3 separate regions of the Mus musculus genome follow, and regions 1 and 2 are each linked to region 3. Evidence: chromatin loops called from intact Hi-C (ENCODE). Cell type or tissue: heart. All regions are shown on one strand. Region 1 overlaps Dip2c (disco interacting protein 2 homolog C). Region 2 overlaps Dip2c (disco interacting protein 2 homolog C). Region 3 overlaps Dip2c (disco interacting protein 2 homolog C).

What was found. Peaks named below come from ENCODE experiments on the same cell type or tissue, not always from the same donor. Only the 100,000 strongest peaks of a DNase experiment are listed, where the experiment ranks them.
Region 1: it touches region 3 in a loop (2.2-fold over the local background); 2 of 42 quality-filtered maps call a loop at or near these places.
Region 2: a loop joins it to region 3, with 1.9 times the contacts of the local background. A loop is called at or near these places in 2 of 42 quality-filtered maps.

The regions. Positions count from the first base shown.
Region 1 is chr13:9,438,306-9,446,305 of GRCm38, forward strand. The region is part of intron 1 of Dip2c (disco interacting protein 2 homolog C); the gene reads left to right. Among named protein-coding and RNA genes, the nearest start is that of Dip2c, 170 kb to the left of the region's middle. In heart, no CTCF peak of the experiment used is centred here; a DNase peak (open chromatin) is centred at 4,986; H3K27ac peaks cover 256 bases.
Region 2 is chr13:9,463,473-9,471,472 of GRCm38, forward strand. The region is part of intron 1 of Dip2c (disco interacting protein 2 homolog C); the gene reads left to right. Among named protein-coding and RNA genes, the nearest start is that of Dip2c, 190 kb to the left of the region's middle. In heart, a CTCF peak has its summit at 3,957 (motif pointing left); no DNase peak of the experiment used is centred here.
Region 3 is chr13:9,345,945-9,353,944 of GRCm38, forward strand. All of the region lies in intron 1 of Dip2c (disco interacting protein 2 homolog C), which reads left to right. Among named protein-coding and RNA genes, the nearest start is that of Dip2c, 73 kb to the left of the region's middle. In heart, no CTCF peak of the experiment used is centred here; a DNase peak (open chromatin) is centred at 4,927.

The DNA of each region.
Region 1 (8,000 bases), 92 kb after region 3:
ATATTTGCCCATACTAGGGAGAGCGGCTTTTACAACCGTTTGCCAGTCGGCAGGAGTTAGTGCCATGCCAGCGAGCCTGTCTAACTGCACCAAGGTAAAATTAGCATTGGTTCCGTATTTACGAACCGACTCGGCAATTTCCTTAATTTGTAAGTATTCTACCGGAGCGTGGACACGCCCACCCTCGGCTCCTTCAAAGACCGGAAATGCCTGTTGTATTTTCCTTTGTTCCTCTCTGGGAATGAATGAGTCTGCGCACTGCCTCTCTGCGCACTGCCTCTCTGCGCATTGCTGACGCACTACGCAGGGCGGGGACTCCGCATAGGGCGGACCTTGAAGCCGACTGCCCTGAGGCCAATCAGCAAACTGGCCTTCGCCAGCCGCTTTTGGCTTTTTTCTTGACCAATTAGCTGGCTGGTAATGGGCTGCTTCTTCCTCCCAGTCTGTTTCCTCAGAGGAGGATTCTTCACCTGCTTCAGAGCTACTAAGAGCTGGCTCCCTGAGCTCATCTAGTGACGAGTATCTCCTAGAGACCTCCGCTAATTGATCTTTCTTCTTTTCCCTTTTTCCTCTTTTTCTTCTAATCTCTCTCCAGGTATTCCTACCTAACCTTAACTTTTCCTCGGGTTCAAGACCCTTGGAAAGGCCTGTATACTTATTTTGTGTACCATATTTCCTCTTTGTTCCTACTCTCTCTCCCCGCTTTACTTCTGATAGCTTGTCCTGAATTTCCTCTAGAATTTTCAGCCCTATCTTAATCACTTGATAACATGTGAAAAGGAACAAAAGGGCTCCTAACACCAGAAAAAATTCAAGGCCAAACATATTCCACTTTACTTCTGATAGACTGTCTTGAATTTCGTTAGAAAGTTCAAGATCGGGCTTACCTCGTAAAGCTGTACTCACTGGTACTCTCGTTCCCCAGCTGAAAAGTTCTGAATTCATACAGTTGAATCCTTCTTAACAGTCTGCTTTACGGGAACCTTTATCACCGTCGTTCCCCAGCTGATGAGTTCTGAATTCGGCAGTTGAATCCTTCTCAACAGTCTGTGTTACGGGAACCTTTATCACCGTCGTTCCCCAGCTGATGAGTTCTGAATTCGGCAGTTGAATCCTTCTCAACAGTCTGTGTTACGGGAACCTTTATAAACGTGATCCGCAGTTCTGGTTCTGAAATGAAGTATCCCTCCTGCGCCAGTCCCGAGTTTTTTTCTCGTCCCGGAATTCGGCACCAATTGTTATTAGACGCGTTCTCACGACCGGCCAGGAAGAACACCACAGACCAGAATCTTCTGCGGCAAAGCTTTATTTCTTACATCTTCAGGAGCAAGCGTGTAAGAAGCAAGAGAGCAAGAAGCAAGAGAGCGAAAAAACGAAACCCCGTCCCTCTTAAGGAGCATTCTCCTTCGCCTCGGACGTGTCACTCCCTGATTGGCTGCAGCCCATCGGCCGAGTTGACGTCACGGGGAAGGCAGAGCACAAGTAGTCATAAGATACCCTTGGCACATGCGCAGATTATTTGTTTACCACTTAGAACACAGGATGTCAGCGCCATCTTGTAACGGCGAATGTGGGGGCGGCTCCCAACAGTAAGAAAGTTCAAAGAAAACATTGGCATACTCATCCTTTACTTTAGAAAACAATACTGTCATTTTCAAAAGTGATTTGTTATTGTAGGAATGGGTATTTACAATCCAAACTATGGTGTTTAAACTTGTATAATAATTACACTACGTGCTGCCAACTTTCAGGTCTCAATAGTCTTAGTATTTCTGTCCCTAAATATGTTTGTTATTGTAAACAAAATTGTGCATGCATGCTGTGGTATACATATGGAGGCTAGAGGACAACTTAATACAGTTGGTTTTCTTTGTCCACTGTTACATCTGTCCCAGAGATTGAAATCAAGTCACTGGGTTCATGTTGTAAGTACTTTGGCCTGCTGAGTTATCTTGATGTCTTCAGAATTTATTATTTTAAAGTGAACAAAATATAATTTTCTACTGTGGTACATGTTTTATAGGTGTAACTCACAGAATGACTTTTTCTGACATTCAGTAATTTTGTAAGAATACATAGGGTTCCATAGATCCCCTAAGTAGAAAACCACTTTTGTAAACCAGTGCTGAGATGTCCACCCTTTCTAGTCCACCATCAGAGTTGTTGCTGGGAAGGTGGTTGGAAATATTACATTTCTCCTTTTTGACAGACCAGGATATTGTATACTTTGAATAAACCTTGAGTAATGCTAATCTGATTAAGGCCACTTACTGGAAAATTTCTATTAGATATGGCTTGGAACCCTCTAATGATGCTCAATAGTGAAGGTTCACTTGCGTGTAGTTGTATTTTAAGACAGCAGCCCACAGAAATCAGCCATTAGCCTAATTGGAGCTTTCAGATACCATGGGAGTAAAAGATCTTTACTACCTGGCAAATGATCTCTGCTTTAAACGATTTTTCAAGTTAGAGTTCTCTAAGACCACCCTCAGATTCAGTAATTTACTTGAATGCAGACTAGCAAAGTTGTTTAAATCCTGTTTGTAATTGATTTCAATGAATGGGTATTAAAACATCAAGGGGAGACAGGAGCTGGGGTGGGAGAGTACCAGGTATAACTTCTGCTGTCTTGCCTGTGGGACAATACTCCTTCTAGCAATTGTATATATTAGCACACATGAACTACTGTTAAACAAACTCACGTGAGCCTTGAGATCCTCAGTTTTTACTGGGACTATTTATGTTCACAAGTTGGCTACCCATGTGGACATCCTTTATTTCTATTCCTTTTAGTAGATAAAGATCATTCTGCATGGCTTGAGGCTCATACAGTAACCACACAACTATCATGAATCATGTGGTATAGCCTAGAGACATATCCATCAGCCAGAGCACTCTAAAGACTCAGCAATTAGCTTCTTAAAAGGCTGAAGAGAGTGTCACACTTAACCTTTCTCAGGCCAGGTTAATATTTTATAGCACACATTGTTTTTTCAATTTCCTGTAAAAAATGCAAGAAAATAGCTTCTCAGTCTTGAAAGAGGATAACAAATGCGTAAGTCTCTCATTTTAATCATCTAAAAATTAAATTCCAAGCTTTGGCAATTCAAACTGTATAGTGCTTCTATAGGAACCTACATGGGCTGTAATTGAAAGTCTAGAAATTAGCTCATGTGATGTTTTGTTTTGTTGTTATTGTTTTTTTTCTCTTTCTCTCTCTCTCTCTCTCTCTCTCTCTCTCTCTCTCTCTCTCTCTCTCTCTCTCTCTCCCTTCCTTCCTTTCTTTCTTTCTTTCTTTCTTTCTTTCTTTCTTTCTTTCTTTCTTTCTTTCTTTCTTTCTTTCAGTGTGGTTGACTATTGGGGACAGAAATACTAAGACTATTGAGACCTGAAGGGATGGCACAGCAGGTAGAGTAATTATTATGCAAGTTTGAACACCATAGTTTGGATCTTAAATACCCAAGTAAGTGCCAGACTGCCATAGCAGCTTCCCTGTAATCTGCTTGTGGGAGATGGAGACAGGAATCCTGGATTAAGCTGTCTAGCCTAGGCCCTGGGTCCAAGTGAGGGTTAAGGAAGAAACTGGATGTTGGTTTCTTACTGCCACACTTATGCTCACACAGTTGCATGCGTGCATGCATACCACAGACATGAAAAAAATGCACCAAGACTATTGGGTGGAAAAGGGACAGGTCAGCTATTAACACCTCTAAATAGCCAGTAGACAAGAAGAGATTTCTGCTCTATACCCTATAGCTCAAAATGGATCAAAGGAGGGCTGAAGCATTGGCTCAGTGATTAAGGGTATTTGTTGCTTTTGCAGAGTACCTGGGTTCAGTTTCTAGCACCCACATGGTGATTAACAACAACTCCAATCCCAGGGAATCTGGAGATTAGGGTGGGAGGCTGAGCTTCAAACACTCTAACATGATATCTTAGGGTTAGTATTGCTGTAATGAAACAGTATGACCAAAGCAACCTGGGAAGGAAAGAGTGTATTTATCTTAAACATCTGTGTCACTGTTCACTATTAAATTGGGCAGGAACCTGGAAGCAGGAACGGATACAGAGGCTATGAAGGGGTGCTGCTTATTATTGTCATGCTCCCCAAGGCTTACTCAGCCTGCTTTCTTCTAGAACCCATGATCGTGTGCCCAGGGTGAGGAGGGGGGCTGTGTCCACAATGGGCTTGGCCCTTACACATCAGTCACTAAGACAATGTCCTAGAGCCTACAATCTGATCTTACTGAGGCATTCTCTCAGTTGATGTTCTTTCCTCTCTAGTGACTCTAGTGTGACTCAGGTTGATATAAAATTAGCCAGTGCATATGAAAACACATTTTCTTAAATGTAACATCTAATAGACAATAAAAAACCAAAAGAAAAATCGATTAAACAGACAAATTACAAAAATAAACACTTTTATCTTAAAAGAATATAAGACACTATTTGGAAATTATGTATATGATACAGGCCTCATATTTGGGTTATATAAGCAACTCTTATGGCTAAAAACAGTTGAAAGGTGAAGTGACATTTTGTGGTTTTGATATGCATTCTGAGATGATAAATTACAGACCACCTTTGTGTGTGTGTATGTTAGGCATCTCTATATCTTTAAATACTACTCAAAATCTTTTGTTCACTTTTCTTAATACTTCTTGTTCTGGGAGCATTTCATACACATATACAATGTATTTTGGTCAGATCTACTCCTTTCTACCTGAACTCATCTCCCCAACTAATGACCACCATATTTCCCCTCTCAACTTCTCCCTCTCCCCAAGTCACATCTGAAACCTGTATGAAAGGTGTGGGCAGCCTTTCAGTGGCCATACTTGCAAAGGAAAGAGAACCCTTCTGCCTCCCAGCGCCATCAACTCATAGTAGCTCCTCAGCTAGGGCTGGAGCCCTGTGAACATCCCCCGCCCCCTGGGTTGGAATTTTAATAGGCTTGATGTTCTGCATGTTTTTGCTGGCAGCCACAGCTACTATGAATCCTGGCGTGCAATGACCATGTCCTATCCAGAAGATGGCATTTTACAGTGCTCCTCCCTGTTCTGTGGCACTTAAGGACTTGTGTTTTCTTTTCAGTTTTTCAAGCCCGAGTTTCTCTGTGTAGCCCTGGCTGTTTTGGAACTCACTCTGTAGATCAGCCTGACCTTGAACTCAAAAAGATTCACCTGCTTCTGCCTCCTGAGTGCTGGGAGTCATGGACCACCACCACTCAGCTAACAATCCTTTAATCTTTTTCTTTTTTCTTTGAAATGTGCTTTCTCTATGTAGCCCTGGCTTTTCTTTATAGACGAGGTTGACCTTGAATTCACAAGAGACCCACCTATCTCTGCCTCCTGAGTGTTGGGATTAAAAGTGTGCACTACCACTGTCCAGCTAAAATTGATTATTAATGTGTTTTTAATTGTAATGGAGCTATGTCAGTTTTATCCCCTCATTCCTCTAGTTCCTTCCTATGACCTTCATTCAGACCCTGCCAGGCTATGCTCCCCTCTCTCAAGTAGATAACCTCTTTTTCTTTGATAATTGCTATATATGTGTGTGTGTGTGTGTGCGTGTGTATGTGTGTATGTGTGTATGTGTGTATGTATATGTATATATATATGTGTGTTTATATGTATACATATGTATGTGTGTGTATATATGTATGTATTCATGTGTACATATAAGTACACCCACATATAAGTACAACCCACTGAGTCCGATTTTGTTGGGGCTGATCACTCTGCTTTGGACAATCAGTAATGGGACTCATCCATGGGAAAGGCCGGTTCTTCTCCCAGCTATCATTAGCTGCCTTTAGTTACTTATCTAGAGTTGGGACACCCAGAAGTTTTCCTCTTTCATATTAATGTGCCCATTGATACTGCTTTGGTTTTGATCTTGTTTATGCAGCCATTTCTAGGAGAGACTTCCTGGTATTCTGGCCCACATTTTTGAATACTTTCCAAGATGTTTCCTGAGCATTATTGACCGCCCTCCTTCTTGCCCAGTTGGAACCCTGTCCCTGTCATTCCATTTCCCTGTTTCTCATCACCTGTCTCACTCCTTTTCTCCAGACTCCCCAAACCCTCTTCTATTCTCTTTATAATTTCATGGTTTCTTTGGATACTTTTTGTTGTATGCTCAAATCTTAGGATTTGGAGTTAGGAATCACAGATGAGAGAGACCATGGAGAATCCTCAAAAAAACAAACAAGCAAGCAAAAGAAACCTAAAATGCATTACCCTACCTGGCTATACCACTCCTTGCCATATTCTCTAAGAGACTTGGCATCCTGTTTCAGACATTTGTTCAGCCCTATTTATAATAGCCAGGAAATAGAAGCAAACTAAATGTCCTTCAACAGGTGAATGCATAATGAAAATGTAGTACATATACATAATAGAATATTATTCAGTTGTAAAGAAGGAAGTTTGCAGGTAAATGGATAGAAGTAGAAAAGATTATATTGAATGAGGTAACCCAGACTCCCAAAGAGAAAGTGCAGGTTTCCTCTCACCTGTGGCTCTTAGTCTTTCTGCTCCTTCTCCCAAGATGTTTCTTGAGCCTTGAGGGTGGAGTTAGTATAAATGTTGATATTCAGTCATTTATTCTCAGGACTTTGACTTGTTATAAGTCTGCATGAACACTCCTCACTGCAAGAAGTTTCTTTAACAAAGGTTAAGAGCAGCACAAATCTATGTGAATAAACAGAAATATTTAGAAAGAAGTTTGGTGACATAACCATTTAGTGCAATAGTAGGTTCCTTCTAGGCTATGCCCAATTTTTAAGAATTTTTTTCTGACTGCCTCTCAGTGCTGTGGATTAAACCTAATACCTCACACATGGTAGGTGAGGTGCTGCCCCACTGAGCTATGTCACATTCCTACTGCTTTGTAGAATCTTAAATTCTACAAATCTAATCTAACATGTGTTTGAGCATATTAGACAATATCACACAGTCACAGTTCATAAAACTGTGTGGGAAAAACTGACCGAAATGTGAGCTGAGTGTCCTACAAAATCAAATTTCTCCTACCCAGATGGTCTTTGTGTATTGTAGTATGAAGTGCTGTCCTGTTGCATTTGCCTCATCTCCATGGCAACCTTAGTGTAGCACATTTTGTCACTTGGTGCTTTTCTTCAGGCTTCTCACAAAGCTACTTATTTATCTGTGTGGTGTGTATATTGTATATTCCCTCCATGGAAATAAGTACTAGAACCTGTCCAGTTATTCACATAGAACAGACCCTAAGGAAGCCACTGTATGGGCAGGAGGCAGGAAACATGGCTCCACAGAATCTTGGAACGGAGAGAGATTTATTTATAACTGATTAATGGGAGCAAACTCTTTTGGAAGTCCGATTGTGTCCACAATGTCACAGGTGGATCTACACAGCCAGTTCACTTTCCTGCTAACTCTGTGTTAGCATAGCCATCAACATTATCACTTGGTGTTTATCAGGCATGATAAAAATAGCTCATATCTTTTGTCCTTTGCTTGACAAAAATATCTCTGTTGGCTAAGGCTAGTTGTTCAGGGCTCTAATTTTATGGAACAAAGATGCTTTTTTATGTGGTCAGCATAAAAGTTAGGGAGATAGTGAAGTGCTTGCCATGAAAGCATGATGCCCGAGTTCAATCCTCAAAACTGAGGAACAAAGACAAACAGGTGTGTGGTGGTATATGCACTTACAGTCTGTGCTGTGAAGGCGGAAACAGGTGGATCCTTAGGGGTCATTGACCACTCTGGCTAGTTAATCAGTAAGTTTCAGGCCAATGAGAGAGGCTATTTCAAGAGACGAGGTGAACAGCAACTGAGGAACAATGCCTGAGTTTGACCACTGAGTTCTACGTGCACCAGCTCCCATGTACACACAGACACTCAATCATGGAGTCCCTTTGCTAAGGTCAGAGTAACAGCACCCTTACCCCAGTTAGTCCTTGGTGCTATTTGCCTAATTATGGAATTACAATCATCTTTTTCTTTTCTTTTCTTTTC
Region 2 (8,000 bases), 120 kb after region 3:
GGCAGTTTGTTGGGGGATTTAGATGGGGCTTTGCTGTAGGAAGTAGGTCACTGGACGCAGGATTTGAGAGTTTAAAGCCTTTCACCACACTTCAGTTTGTTTTCTCTTCTTTGTTCTTATGGTTCAGTCTCAGCTTTCTGCTCTGGCCACCATGCCGTCCTGCCATCCCTGCCTGCTACATGCTTTCCCGACTCATACATACTTATCCCTCTGAAACCATAATCCAAAATTAACCTCTTTCTTCCCCGAGTCTCTTTGGTCATGGCGTTTTATCACAGTAACAGGAAAGTAACTAGTATAAAAGCTGGGCCCTCTACTTTCATAGCCCTCTCTTAAAGCCCCTGCCTCCTGATACCATGTAAGGTTCACGTTTCAAAGTTTGGTGTAGGTGAGGATGGAAACATTGAGAACATGACTGGAATCCTGCGTGTATGTTCAGGTAACACTGGGGCTGTGAATCTTACACACCTCTTTCAGAACAACATTGGGTTTCATCAAGTGGAAAGTGGTTAATAATGGCTGTTAGATGCTCTGAGCAGCCCTTCTCATTATGGAAAGCATTGTAAAGATGGAGTGCAGTAGCAAGAGGCTGTTTAGAAGCTGGGAGATAAGAGGTCACACTTACAAGGGAAGCCAGTGGGGGATGTTGTGAGTAGGTGGCAGTGCCTACTGACCCTACACTGACTATGCAGTTACCGTCACTTTTGATTCAGTGTGTTTCAGGAAGTGGTAAACTTGTATTGCTTTATCTAAAATGTTAAGAGTATCTCAATAAAAAAAAGAGGGGTGGCTGAGACTGCATCACTTTATGGTGCTCAGACCCTATTTCTTATGTCTGTTTTCTTCATGCATGTTATGAAGGGCTCAGTAGTGCTCATCTTCCAGTGACTTGAGGTCCTTGGAGACTTTAAATGAAGCATGCTAGTATATATTAAGGATAAATAGCTTTTCAGGTAGGGATAAGGTATGTTTATCGAGTTGTTGTTTGACTCTCATGTTAGAATCTAGAGTCTTGATACAAATTGGTGTTTAGATTTTCTTTCTTGCCTTAAGAATTTTTTAAAGCTACAAATAAGAACATAAGAAAGTGGGGACATTGGCAGCAGGAGGACTAGAAGTAACGTGTGCGCTTCCTGGGGACTCTTGGAAGGCTCTGCAGGGATGTGGGTTGCCATGGCACCTGTTCTCCTTCTTTGGCTCAGATTGAAAGCCACTGGCCAACTCTACTAGATACATAGCAGAGTGATGTCTGGGCATAAAACTTGACTACCCCAAACCTACACAGCAATGGACACGATCCTGATGCCCATTTATCCTGTGTACTATACTCTCCTGGATTGTTACCAGACTCTGGTGCTGCTTGTCCATTTTCAAGGATACCAGACCTAGCATGAATTGTTAAACATGGAAGGCTTGAAACAACAACCATTTTGAATTGCCATCTCTGTTACTCCTTCCTGGATAATGGAAAACAAAGCCACCTTTATATTCACTTGATTCTTCACATGTCATCCCTGTTACAGGGATGCCAGAGAACAGACAAGGAGCTAGATCTCTAGTCTTCCCAGAGTTTTCAGAATATCTACTCAGTTTGGGAAATGGAAGCCATTCCACTTGGTTAGGGTCTCTGAGATGCCTGCCCTGTCCCCCAATTGAGCAGTGTATGTTGGCACAGGGTCTTAAGGGTAAAGTACAGTTGAGCTCACCCATGGCCTTTAGTTCCGTGGTTAGTTTTTGATTGGTGATGTGTGCTTACCATAGTGTGTGAAGGCCGTGAGGTTTTATTGTGGAACCGCTGCAGGCTGATTCCTGGGTAGAAGCTTGTTTTGAATTGTTTAAGTTTTTATGTTTAGATACCTTAGACACCTCTTAAGATTGCTTTCACATACTAGAAGTCATTCTGTGCTTGAAAATTCACTTTTGAAATAAGACAGGGATATCCTTCTGCTGAGAAAACAATAACCAGACATTAAAAATGCCAAACGAAAATTGTGCCAAATATTAACACCTCGGTTTGCATTCCTATCCATTTATGGTTAATTTGGGATTAAAAATTTAAATGTTTTTGTAACAATTTTAATTATGGACATATTACCATTACAACTCAGCAATATTCATAGCACTTTAAAGAACTAATTGGATTATATTATTTGTTAAATTTTCTGGAAGCATTGTGTATAGTTACCTAATTAATGTTTGTTGGTTTGCCAGAAATCAACTTTTTTTTTTCATTCAGAAACCAGAAAATGAAACATTCACTTCCATTAAATGTTCTTTTCTATGTGCCTCTTAATTTATGAGCATGATAACATGATCAACTTGTATCTTTTGGGATAATTCTTGCTTTAATAATGATCAGGCTAAATGATCATAATAACATGTTTTCTTGGAACTTAGTATTTGGATGCTTGTTTTGTGGTGACCTTGAGACCTTCATATAGGAAAACAAAACGAAAAGAAACCAAACAACAGTGTGTGTGTGTGTGTGTGTGTGTGTGTGTGTGTGTGTGTTGCATGCATGTGTATGTTGCATTGCTTAGCTATAGGGTCTGGAGCTAGCTAGGTGAGAAGTCCTGGCTCACCTAAAACTTATCTAGCCCAGGCTGGGCTCAAATTCAAGGTCATTCTCCTGGCATAGTATTTGTAAAATTCTGGGATGACAGGTATGAACCCCTACACCCACTTGTGAGGTTTTACAAGACTAAGAAGATAGAGGAAAAGACTTATGATTTATATGTACTTATACCCATACTGCAGCACTGTCTGCACCTACTCAAGACTTCTTCTATTCCTTTAGACACAGACCAACTACTGACGAGACACATTGCTGACAGCACCAGCATTCAAGAGTGCTCTTCTAGGTCTTAAAGCACAGGTATCCAAGTCTTATGCAAATTGGCTGACTGTCCTTCAGAAACAGTGCACTCTAGTTAGTATCTTGCTAGATACTAATTTTGGAATTAGTGATTAAATTTTGATAAAAGAAAAACATTAAGGAGTTAATAACAGGAGAACAGGACCTCAAAACTTGAAAACTGAAGTTCTCACTGAGTGCCACCCTCACCTTAAAAAATAGAAGTTCTATTTTTGCCCCCTGCAGATGAAAGTCTCTATTTCATGATCCTGAGCTCAGAAGGGGCGGACCCTTGTGTGCAGATTCAAACCAATTGTTCCAACAAAAAAGCAAAATTAATATCCCTTATATTTTGGATCCTACTCCCACATCTTGAAAATGAACACAGCTAAACTTAACCACAAAACACAGAAATAGCCATCCTCACCAAGATTCACCAATCATACAATTTACATTATTTTTCCAAGAAGAACATGCAGAAAGTATTAATTCAGTACACTTTAATGATGTTTAGAGCAATTGTATGCGAGCACCTCTGTTTCCTTCTCCATTTCCAGTTTTAAATTCTGTGCAAGGAGATTGAAGTTGGTGGCAAAGTTGTCATGTTGATGTGACAGAACTTGAGTAGGTCTAATTCTTTGCAGTAAGTATCTTACCCTGGAATCTAGATAAGATCCAGTTTTCCTAGTCTGCTTCTCAAAACAATCTAAAGGCAAATACTGATGAGCTAGGCAACAAACTTGAAAGACATTTCCTAAGTAAATACCATGCTGATTTTTCTTCTCTGTGTTTAACCAGCTTTGTAGGATAACATAATAGCATATTATGGCTGGCTACTTTACACTGAATCTAATATTTTCTCCCATAAACTCCGTTAAAGCTGCATTAGTAGATCCATTTGAAAGCAGTTCAGTAGCTAATGAGAGTACAGCTAAAATATTAGGAAATAGAACTCCATTTTCACACATTCACATATATAGGAGCACTCTGTAGGCCTTGAACCTCTATATGAGTATAATGGCACTACTGGGATTGTAAACACTTAGAAAATACCCATAGTGGTTTTTAGAGTGATACAGCACTTGTGTCTGTTGCTCTTTATTGCCCCCTGGTGGTCAACTTAGAACTAACTTCTTGGGTTGCCTATTGGGGCACTGATGCTTTTCCTCCCCAAACATTAGATTTCAATAAAAGGAAGGTGTGTGTGTGTGTGTGTGTGTGTGTGTGTGTGTGTGTGTACGTACATGTATGAGGATATATAGTTTTAAGTAGTCTTAAATGTTTTTACTACAAGTTGATAATAAACACATGTCTAGAATAATAGACTTAACCATGCTAGCAGTTAATATTGAGGAGAAAAAATAGGTTTTGATAAGCAGCTGTAAAGAAAATAGGGAGAAAATAGTGGCATGTTCTGTCCTGCCAGATGACTGAGGACCATCTGTCATGACTCAGTGCACTGGCTCTGAATGGTCCACATATGGCCATTGGCTCATTTTAGATTTCATTAATCCTGACGTCATGAAGTTTGTTGTAGTTTTAGAACAAGAGAGATAGTAAGTCAAGGCACTTTTTAGATACACTGGTCAGAACTTGAGGTAGATGGGCTACCTCTAACTGGGGAAATGAGATGCTATCTGTTGATATTCTATGCTTTTATGTTGCTCAGAAGCTACTGGTCTAATGAATTAATATATTCCAAAAGGTAGCCATTGTAAGCTTCTAGGTGAGACTCAATGCTAGGCAACGAATGCCTACTAAATGATAGGCATAGTTCAAGGAAATTTGGCACTGGGATTTGCAACAATACCAGCTCTCCTAGTTAATCAGCCTTGTGGAATCTTTAGCATATATGTGCCTTTTCTGTGGTAACTTGAGTTTACATATTTGAGACCTTTGTTTGCACTAAAATACAAGAGTTTTTATCCAATTCATTCTTGTAAGCAGTTTTATTCTGCTTTTAAAATGTCAGACATCACTGAGCTTTGACACCATGGTGATTTTACTACAATATATTTCCAGGCTTGCCTGGCACAATTGTATGGCAGAGCATGGGTTTCTGTGAGCTAGTGGGAAGAACCTGAAAGTCAAGGACACACATTCAGGTTAGATGGGATATTTACAAAGGTAGAAATTTAAATGAAATTAGTCATTTTTTTTTTAAGAGTATAAAACCAAACCAGCCCTTGTGAGACTCCAGAACACAGCGAGTAGGTTAAGATCCAAATCTGACTTCATTTTTATGCCACAAACTCAGTTTTTTCTTTTAATTATTGGTTATAACATTGAGATCACGGTGATTTGTGCAGCTGTTGAATGCAGACACTGCTGTACTTAAGGTCAAGTGTAGCACCTAGAACCAGGCAAGGGCTCAATAAGGCTTGCTATTGTTACTGTTTTAAAGATTCCCACATGAACACAATTGCTACATATGTGTCCATCTACAACGGGTCACTGAATGTGAAACAGGTAACTTTGTTTTGGGTTGGCTGGATTTATTTAGACAAGTTCATGACTGGACTTTTTTGAGCTGAGCTAACTGGTTGCTGTTTGTGCTTGAAGCTATAGAACAAAACAAAACAAGACAAAAACAAAAACAAAAACAAGAAACCTGAGCCCCAGGAAGTAGTGGACCTTTCAAATGTTTCCTCTCCAGTCACTTTGGGGACTGGAGAACAGGACATGCCTCAGAAGGATTTGCCTGAGGTGCCTCTTTCAGAGGGCTGTAAACTTGTGGGAAGGAAACTTGTCTTAGTTCTATCTGCCCTTAGATGATTTCTAAGCTTGGAGTAAAATTGTGAGGTTTATAGGCTATTCTCTCAGGGGTCAAGTACTGTATTCATTGTCCTTTATAGAACCTTTTATTAAAGAGCCTTCATCCTTACTCCAACTGGTCTTTGTCAGTACAATCTTAAACCATGTCACTTAGATTGCTGACTAATCAGAGTCAATACAAGCCAACTCAGGGACATCTTATGACACCAAGAAGCACATTGGATCTTCCTCATAACGCACTGTGTCTCTCTCACCCGTACCTCCCCGTGCACAGTACCCTTACCCAGGAAGAGACACTGATACAAGCAATCTGTCAGGAACCCTGAATTAAGGAGCCCATAACAATCATCTCAGAATTTCCAACCGCTCTTGTCGCTATTCAGTGATGTGCATCCGGTTGGTGGAAAGTCGGTGACCTTCCAATTTTATATGCAAGAAGCCTACTCATGAGTAGGCCATCTTGACAGACTGCATTCCTATAAACTATGACCCGTTTATGAGCAGAATGGCATTATCTCCAAAACATGAGGCTACTGGGCTAGGAGGAGAAGGTGATGGAGAGCTGGGGAACTTGGGGCCGTAAAGGTTGATGACGGCGCAATGGGCAGTCCTTCCTTGAGCTCCCACAAAGTTCATGAAGAAATAGGTGGGTCTGGTCCTTTAATTCTGAATGTATCTATTCAGTTTCTCTTCTTCCACTTAAAGAAGTGGTAGGTAGCATCATTTCATAGCCTAGGTTTCTGAGTCTGGAATGAGGTCATACTTTTGCAAACTTGAATGCATGGAGTCACTGAGCCATCTACTGAGTATGAAGCAGGCTGTGTTTGGTTCGCACCTGCAGGGCCAGCTCTTGTCCCTAATTTGCATTGTGAGTAAGTACTTACCTGCTATTGTATGTTAGGAACTGCAATGTGTGAGGATCTCATCGAAGCCCTTCAATGAATCCTGGCAGTGTCAAGTGCCTGCTGCTGATTTTGGACTCAGCTTTTATTTTATGAATAACATTTTTTTTCACCTGTAAGACAAAAACTTCATCATTTAACTTCAATGCTATTAGTGTGTATAAAAGTGCTTGGCGGCTGGAGAATGTTCAGTGTTTGAAAATTCTCCAGTTTCTTCTTGATCCCCATTAGATAAAGCATGATATGTGGGGTCAACTAAAAAGTTACTGAGCCAACAATGCACACTCTCACTTCTGGTTTTATTGTAAAGCACAATGTCCTTTCCAAGAAACAGCATGGGTTGTCCTCTGTTGTACTTTATATTTCGCAGTGCCTCCTTCAGTGAGCTAGCTTGACCTATTGAAATTTGGCTATTAAGATTTCTGGGAAGGAGAGATTGAAAGCTGAGGACATCTTTATTCTACAAAGGGTACCAGGACAACAAAGAACATGATCCATCTCCGGCACAGTACTCTTTGGTATTTGTCTCAGTGAGGCTTTAGTCATTCCACACTTGACCTTGAGTGTGGGACACTTGGATCTGCGCATGATGCTGGAGTAGGGTGGTTTTGAGTGGTATATAATGCAGGGCTTATGCCTTCAGTCAGTAGTCTCCCTCCAGCTCAACTATTGCTCTTTCTTTTCCAAGATGGCACTTGCAGAACAAAGTTATGCGGTCTCATGAATTAATGAGTCCTAAATACCCATGTATTTTGTCTATCTTGGACCTTTTGTAACTGACTGCAAAGTATGTAGGACAGATGTGAATGGCTCTGAATCTCTGGAAATTGAGAACACCAGAAGCCAAGTATCTGAGACATTCCTTCTGACCACTGCCTAAAGCAAATGGAATTAGTTTCAAGTATAATGTCATTATATGCCACATGTCTCTGTCACTGGCTCACTTGTCTGTCCACTAAATAGATGGAGGGTGAGCCCCTGTACCTGGCCCTCATGTGGCTTTTGTGAGGAGCCTCTTCTGTATAGAGCTTAAAGGCTCATAGGAAATCAAAGTGATCATATATAAACAGTAACAACACAGCGATAGTGCTCATTTATTGGGGGAATATTCTATGCTAGATGATATGTTAAACAGTCTCCTGTTAGGTGAGTGATGCTGGGTTATCCCTTTATTAGAAAATGGAAGCTCAGGGCATTCATTCTGAGAGAAGAGAAGAAAGGTGCCAGAACAGGAAGCAAGAGCAGGCACAGAGTGCAAGCAGGTGGAGGGATGCTCCTAGGGCCCAGCTTGTGACTCCTGAGAGGTATTCTAGACAGCAGGCTTAAGCAAGGCGTGGCTGCAGTAGCAGTGAGGACTGTGTGGTCTGAGGTGGTTCATAGACTGGATGTGTGGTGAGTGGAGGGAAGTCAGGAGGAGCATAGTAATACATCTAATCAACAGTGGAGACTGGGCTTCAGGCTTCAGACAG
Region 3 (8,000 bases):
CCTCACCAAACCCAGTGCCTTGAAGATAGTTGTTCTGTTGGTACTCAGTGCTGGCTCATCTCATTCCTGGTTTTGAACAGCAAAGTGATTTTTTATATAGTTGGGGTGGAGGGGGAGGGAGTCTGTCTAGATGGCTCTCAGCTTGTCCATCCTTAGCCTTCAGCAGGCTATTAGAAAATTTAGGTGGAATGTCCTTAATCCCTTGGATAGTCTGTGCGTCTTTCCTTCTCAGGCTTTGTCGCAATGAGGTGGGGCTACCCTGTCTCTGTTGGCAGTATCTGGTAGTCTCACCACACATTCCCAGCCATTTGTTGTCTAACATGCAACCAAGCATTTAAACACAGGAGTCCATGGAGGTCATTTGACTTTGAAACCACAGCAGTCCTCTAATTTTCATATCCATAAGTATTACATCAAGAGTATACTATTTAGCGAAAGCCCATTAAAATTTTTGTGCATAAACTTCATTATTTGAAAAAGCCACAAAGCATATTATCCTTGTGGTGAACTGCTTCTCCCAAGGACGAAGTTTACATTTGCTGATCACCTGACTGTATATTGGATACACAGCTTTGCTTTACTTTAGAGACAAGGTCTTGCTCTTCTGCCTAGGTGATGCAAGTTACTCCCTGCCTTGGCCTCTAGTGCCCCATCCTTAATAATGTGCTGCAGCATTAGTCCTAACCATATTCACTTGAGAAACTTTTACCAGTGAGGAATCTGAGATTCTTTGCCTCAGATTTGATTTCTGGTTTAGGTTCCAGCATACCATGATTGCTGTATGTTCAGTGAGATTGCTATGTGACTAGGGAGTCTCACTGTCCCCCTGGGGAGAAGGCAAAGACATAAACACTAATGACACTTTTCCTCAAGACCATAGATTAGAGATTTCATACCGGGGAGAGGAAAAAATTGGGAATAAAATGCATTAACTACCTTGGACTGAAGATGCTTTTCGCTTCAGTATTGGTTTGTTTATGGAATTGGCCCCATCTAAAAATACATTAGAGGAATTAAAAGTGTTCATTTGTTAATCTGTGATGTAAACAGCAGTTATTACAATCTAAGTTTAAATTTTTCATGAGGTTCAAATTATGCACTACTACCTAATAATTTAATTGATAAAATTATTTTGAAAATTGTCCCAGGTTTAGAACCCAGGACAAATGACAGTTTTTTAAAAAGCATGTAACAGGAGCGGAGTAGTAATTTGAGGTTTTATCAATCTGGGATAAAGCAGAAAGAAAAGAGTGGACAGCTTAGTGCTGAAGTTCCTCATACCCAGAGCTGCTCATTGCCCTAAAACATGACTAGATTGATTCAGTGCAACCTCCTTAAGGGAAAAAAATAACCTGTGACATTGGGTGTCTAAGCAGTATTTTATCTCCTAGAGGTCCCTTGGGTGACAAGGTGAGCCATGGTTTCTGTTGTTGGGAGGGTAATGTCATATGATTTTAAATAACAAAGCCAAGATATTGTTGGATGTGGCTCTGTTCCGATTGGCTTTCTGTGAGGTATGCATGCAGTGTGGTTGTGTTCTTCAGTTGAACCTGTGGATGGCTTTGTATTGGAGGATTCTAAAATTCTAGTAAGAAAAGCTTAACAAACCCTTGTTTAAATCTGTAACTTCACACATCCCAAGTAAGTTAACCTTTGAAGCATACCTAAATCTGGTAGGACATGTCTTCGAGAACTGACATTTGCTGACACAGCATCTTTATCTCCATTCTATAATTGCAAAGAAGTTAGTATAAAGGCCTCTTACTGGTGTAAGCTTAAGTAAAAATGATCTAAGAAGGAAGAACGGCACAACAGCTTGCTCCTTCATTAGAAATATGTAGTAGTTTAAATGAGATTGCTCCCAGAGGCTCATCTATTTGAACGGTTGGTTCCCAGTTGGACTGGGGAGGAATAGGAGGTGTGGCCTTGTTGGAGGAAGTGTGTCACTGGGAATGGACTTTGAGGTTTCAAAAGCCTAGGCCAGGTCTAGTCTGGTTCTCTCTCTGTCACCTGTTTTTGGATCACTATGTAAGCTCCCAATTATTACTCTAGAACCATGCGTGCTTGTCTGCCTGCTGCTGCCATGTTCCTGTACTAACCATGATCGTGGACTAACTTTCTGAAACTATAAGCATGGCCTTAATAAGTGCTTTCTTCTATAAGCTGCCTTGATCATGGTCTCTTCACAGCTATAGAATAGTTACTAAGATGATATCATTTGAACCCTGAAAGATTGTCTGCAAGTTTAAGTTTTTTGAGTTTGAAAAGATAGCTATAAGGGCTGAAGATGGCTCAGTGGTTAAGAGCACTGACTGCTCTTCCAGAGGTCCTGAGTTCAACTCCCAGCAACCACATGATGGCTCACAACCATCTGTAATGGGAGCCGATGCCCTCTTCTGGTGTGCCTGAAGACAGAGACAGTATACTCACATACAATAATTAAATCCTTAAAAAAATCTATAATAAACTTTCTACTTCACCATAAAAAAAGAAAAGATAGCTTATTTGATTAGATGAAAGATTGAAACCATTTTCCTTTTGTTTAACATCTGGTTGAACTATTTTTCCTAAAATAAAGCAGTACACAAATTGCTGTTTTGTCACCTAAATATTTGCTGTCAGAGCTGACCTAGGGCTCGAATCTTATACAATTTCATAATAGAATTTAGATTTTACATTTCATCGAGGGGCACAAGATGTGTCCTGGAAACTGTCTGTATACCTATACCATTATTATTATTATTATTATTATTATTATTATTATTATTATTATTATTATTTTGTGTGTGTGAGTTTGGAAACAGGCAATTGCCTTTTTCTCTTGCATAGAATGAACAACTATTCGTTAGTTTAGAAGTAGTAGTAAATGTTGGTGATGTCGTCTCTGACCCTGACACCACACTGGGTGGACATTGGGGTCACTCATCCTAAGTGGAAGACACCAAAGTCACCGGTGTTTACTTGTTAATAGACTAGGTGTCGAAGACAGCGGGGGTTGGGGTGATACCAATTTGCTGACGCACTTGGTACGTAAGTACCTGAACTAGAACCCACATAAAGAGCCATGCATGGTGGTTAACATCTACAGTCCCAGTGCTGGGGAGGCACTAACAGGCAGAAGATTCCTGGGTACTCCCCTCCTGGTGAATGAGACACCTTGATTCAGAATTACAGGGCAGATGTCATTCTTGAGGTCTCACCTGGTTTCCACATACATCCCAGATCACACAGCGAGGTCTGTTTGACTTAGGCTGCATTCTTATTGCACTGCTTTCTCATGCTGCCAAAGTCCTTTTCCTTTGTTGACTTAATTTGAAGAACTCAGAGGTGGTGGACATTTCTTTTTAAATTACACGTATTCTGCATGTATGTGGGTGTGGGTGTGCCTGTGGTACAGCAGCACGTGTGTGTGTGTGTGTGTGTGTGTGTGTGGAGGTCGGAGGACAACTTGGTGAGATTGGTTTCTCCTCTTATGTGGCATCTATTTACATTCTTATTCGATTGGATAGAGATGTCCATGGCAGCGGTACTCCTTGGGGCACATTAAATTGAACTAAAATATTTAATGACAATGCATTTGAAAAGAAATTATAAGTATAGTCCTTTAGTCACAGGTGACTACTGGCTCCTGTGTTAGACAAAGAGTTCTGAATGATAGCTCTGTGCCAGAGTGAGATACCTTGGCAGAAGAGCCCCAGACCCTCTGGAAAGGTCATTAGGCCTTTGTCTGTGAAGGGATTTTGATGCCCTATGAAGAGCTTGGTGGTGCTAGCTGCTGGCTTCTTTCTATCTCTCCTATACCAAGTGATGTGCAGACTAGGATGAATTTGTACTCTGTGTTGATAGCTGAGCGATGAGTCTGCGGCAGCTCTGTTCTCCTTGGCCAGGCTCCCTTATCTTTGAGCGTGTTGGAGAAATACTAGCTTCCATAGTCTGAGCTTTTCACAAAGGGATGGTAGGGCTTCCTGTTGTGCTGATTATTATTTTTGATCAGGAAGTGCACCTCTGCTTGGCTGTTTGCTATATAGTTGTCTGTATTATCCCTGTGACAAAGTGCATGGGAAGCTGGGGAGGTTGCATTGTAAACACAAGTTTGACACCCAGAGGCTTTTTTTTTTTTTTTTTTTTTTTTTAACTGTAAAAGCTATGGTGGTGTGTGCTTACAATCCTAGTGCTGGAGAGGCAGAGACAGATCCTTAGAATTCACTGGCTAGCCAGTCTAATTTAATTGGAAGGTCATGTCAGGGAGAGACCCTATTTTAAAAAGTGAGGAATGACACATGAACACAAAGGTGGTTGTTGATCAGTCTGCTTGTGTATTTAGGTATTTTGTTGCTTCTTTGAAAGGAAAAATTCTTTGAATGTTTGCTGAGTTTGCTTTCTGGTTCTTAGTAGCAAAGTGCTATAGCTGATTCAGATTACTGTCCTTGGTCTCATATACCCAAGGCTATAGAGGGGACAATAGAATATCTTGAGCTGGAGGAAGGTGCCAGGCTGGGTAATGGTTTGAGATTGAGAGAGGTTTGGTCAGAAAGTTATATGCTATGCCTTTCTTACCAGGCTAGTGGCCTGGCCTTGATTTGGAGGAGTACTTGAATGAAGAAGCTGCTTTTCCTTGGTTAGGGGAAGAACCTGTTGACCTTCTTTCTCAGGCATTAGTTCCTCCTATAGAGTCCATTCTTAGTAGGGACGTATGGCATTGTAATATAATAGCAAACTGTGCAATTGCTTTAATTACCTGCTGTTAAGTCCCCATCCTAATTATCATGAATTAGAAACAGCGATAATTATGAAAAAAGGCAAGGAATCTCAGATATCCTAGGTGGAAACTATTGCAGTTGTTTGCCTGGTCAGGCCTTGCCAAGAATATAAAACCAGTGGAACAATTTTAGGCGCCTTGAATTGGCTCCAAATCAGATTCCTTTGCTGGCTCATGTTCCCTCAGCTGCTGCAGATCTTCTTGGGTCTGGCTGCACATTCCAGGCATCAGTCTCAACTCACATGCCAGAATGTGCTTCTTATTTATAGAAAATCACACCATGTTATTGTATATTTGAACTGATATTTTATAGGTGTGGAAACTGAGGCTGAGGGAAGGTCACACTCTTGGTTCTTGGTTATGTTCAAGCTCTTGGGGGCTCCGATACTGGGTCTTGTAGTACTAGTTCTGTGTCCGCATGGGAGAAGCCAGGAAGTCCACATGAGGGCATCCATTACCGTGAGGTGGTACCTTAACTCGGCTTCTCTCTGTGACGTGGAAGAGGAGGTGAGCACACCTCTCTCCTCTACTTTGTTTGGCCTTGGACTGGGGAGCAGGTTACAGCATTGCTGCAGAATTGATAGAATCCTTGTTCTAGGATTCTACTTGTCCAATAAGTGAATTTGTCACTGGTTGTCTAGGAAGGCTGTCAGTGAGCTAACTATTCTTGTCCAGAAATGGGCTGAGTACTCTAGGGTTGTGGGTCTCTTTCTGCTATATTTTAAAGCTAAACAAGCAAGATATTTCTGTTTTTTTTTCGTTTTTTCTCCCCAAAATTTCATATATATGTTTGTTTTACCTGTATCTTTGTGTACCATATGTATGCCTATGGAAATTAGAAGGGGATTTGAATCTCCATAACTGGAGTTTGGGGATGGTTGTAAGCACCATGTGGTACTGGGAACTGAACCAGGTCCTCTGCAAGAGCAGAGTGCTCTTAACCACTGATAACTTGTATTTTTTAATGTATTCTGAATAGTATCTATCCACATAAATTTTGTGTACCATTGGACTATAGCTCCGTTTGGACTCTGACAATTTAGTTATGATTCAGACATTCTAATCCCTGTCCTCATAGCATTTTAAGGCTCTTGTGCCTGTCGTATTTATTTTTTTAACACAAAGCATATGATACTTAATTGTCCAGAGTACGTAAAATACATGCTTTTATCCTGAAAAACCTTACTCCTGAAAAGTTTCTCTGATGGAAAATGTTCAAAAGTGCAGACAAAAGAAGGCTTTTGGTAGGGAGGATATTCTAGACTTGTCTCTTTAAGATTGTGAGGGTTCTTTTTCATGGCACCTCCTAGCTGCTTGGCTGTGTCGAGATGAAGTGAGTATCTCCTTTTTCCTTTCTAACCATTTCTACTCTTTGAAGTAGATGATGAAGGTTTATATTTTCTTTGAGAAACACATGGATACAGAAGTAGCTGCTTCATGCTCTGGGTGAAAAGTGGAAGGGTTATGTGGTCTGAATCAGTGGTAGGAACAACAAGATTTTTTCACGATGCAAAGTGTCTTAACCCATAGCAGGAGGTATCTGCTGTTGAGTAAGGAACATCCTTGTTATAGAACAAGGGGCACTGGAGAGAGGAAGAAGTGCAAGTCTGTTTACAGATGCATTGCAGATAAGTGCAATCTTGGTTGTTGTAAAAGAGAGGTAGGGGAGAAATGTTTCTGGACTGACCCATACTACTGTGCCTTGGTGGTTGGGGCCCACAAAAACTAGTAGAATCTTAAAAATTTTCAGTCTCTTCAAACAAGATGGTTTTTGCTAGTATATTGTCAGAAAGCCCTTAATAAAGAAGATAAGGAATCCAGGACTAAACCACGCAAGATTCAGCATCTCGTTACTCCATGTGTCCTGCAACAGACAGTTGATTGTGCTAAGCATTTGTCCAAGAGAGTGACTTGATTGCCAAGCTGTCTTTGCTAAAGACATAGCTATCTTTGCTAAAACCCTCTACTACTAAGTCCAATCAAAAGTAACTTTGAGTAACAAATAAGTGATCAAGCCTTGAAAAAAATGAGGGATGTATATGAGGGACAGATGGGGTGTGCGTGAGACGTGAGAAGTGTGTGACCCTGAGATACCCTTGGGATGACTTGATGCTTGTTGAATCAAAGGAAGACGTTTGCCAGTGTAGAGGCCTTTCTTATTATATGCTTATTTAGCTAGCCTTTTCACTGCAATATGGCCACTCCAGTACTAACTCTAACCCTGTTTAGGGGTGCAATGTCAGTTCCCTCTGTATATATAATAGGTAGGAACTGGAACATGGGCAGTTAGATTTGTGGCTAATTCATCTAGTAGCTCGGTTATCCCAGGAAGCGGTAAAAACTAAGCACACTTCCCAATATACCTGAAGCTATATGTAGTTCTTCCCTTGTGGTTTTAATCTAGTTTGGCTGTAATTTTATCAATATTTTTGATATGGCTTGTTATCTGAGCTTGTTAAATGAACACAAACTATATTTACTATTAAATATTCAATAGATTAAAGTATTCAAAACAAACCCTCCCTCCTTTTTTTTTTTTTTTGGAAAAATTCCTTACTTTGAAGGTAAATTGGATGGTTTTATTGTTTCTGAATTGAGTTAATTTTTTTAGGAAAAAGATGTCTTTACTTGAAAGGTTAAAGGAGCTACTTAGTTCTTTTGTTTGTTTTTTCTTTTTCTTTTTTTTTTTTTTTAAAGATTTATTTACTTATTATTTATTTATTATATGTAAGTACACTGTAGCTGTCTTCAGACACACTCCAGAAGAGAGCATCAGATCTCATTACAGGTGGTTGTGAGCCACCATGTGGTTGCTGGGATTTGAACTTTGGACCTTCTGAAGAGCAGTCGGGTGCTCTTACCCACTGAGCCATCTCACCAGCCCTTGTTTGTTTTTTCTTGAATGAAGTGGCCATGACATGATACCATGCACACAGTACAATAAGGCATAGCTCGTGATCTTTTTCGGGAGGATAGCTTTGCTTTTAGAGTATGATGCTAATACTTAATGATATTCTTGGCTAGGTTGCAAGTGAATGAAATGATGATTCAAATTCCTTTGTCTCAATATTGTCCTGACTTTTATCTTTTCTTCCTAAATTGTCCTATTTGTTGGAGATCATTCTAAGAAAGTTCCTCTAAGAGGATTAAAAATAGGAGTGCTTGAACGGTGACTTCAGTTTAGGTGGGAATAAATGGCCACCAGATTTGTCTCCTCACCCCCTGCAACTTTGCAATAAAT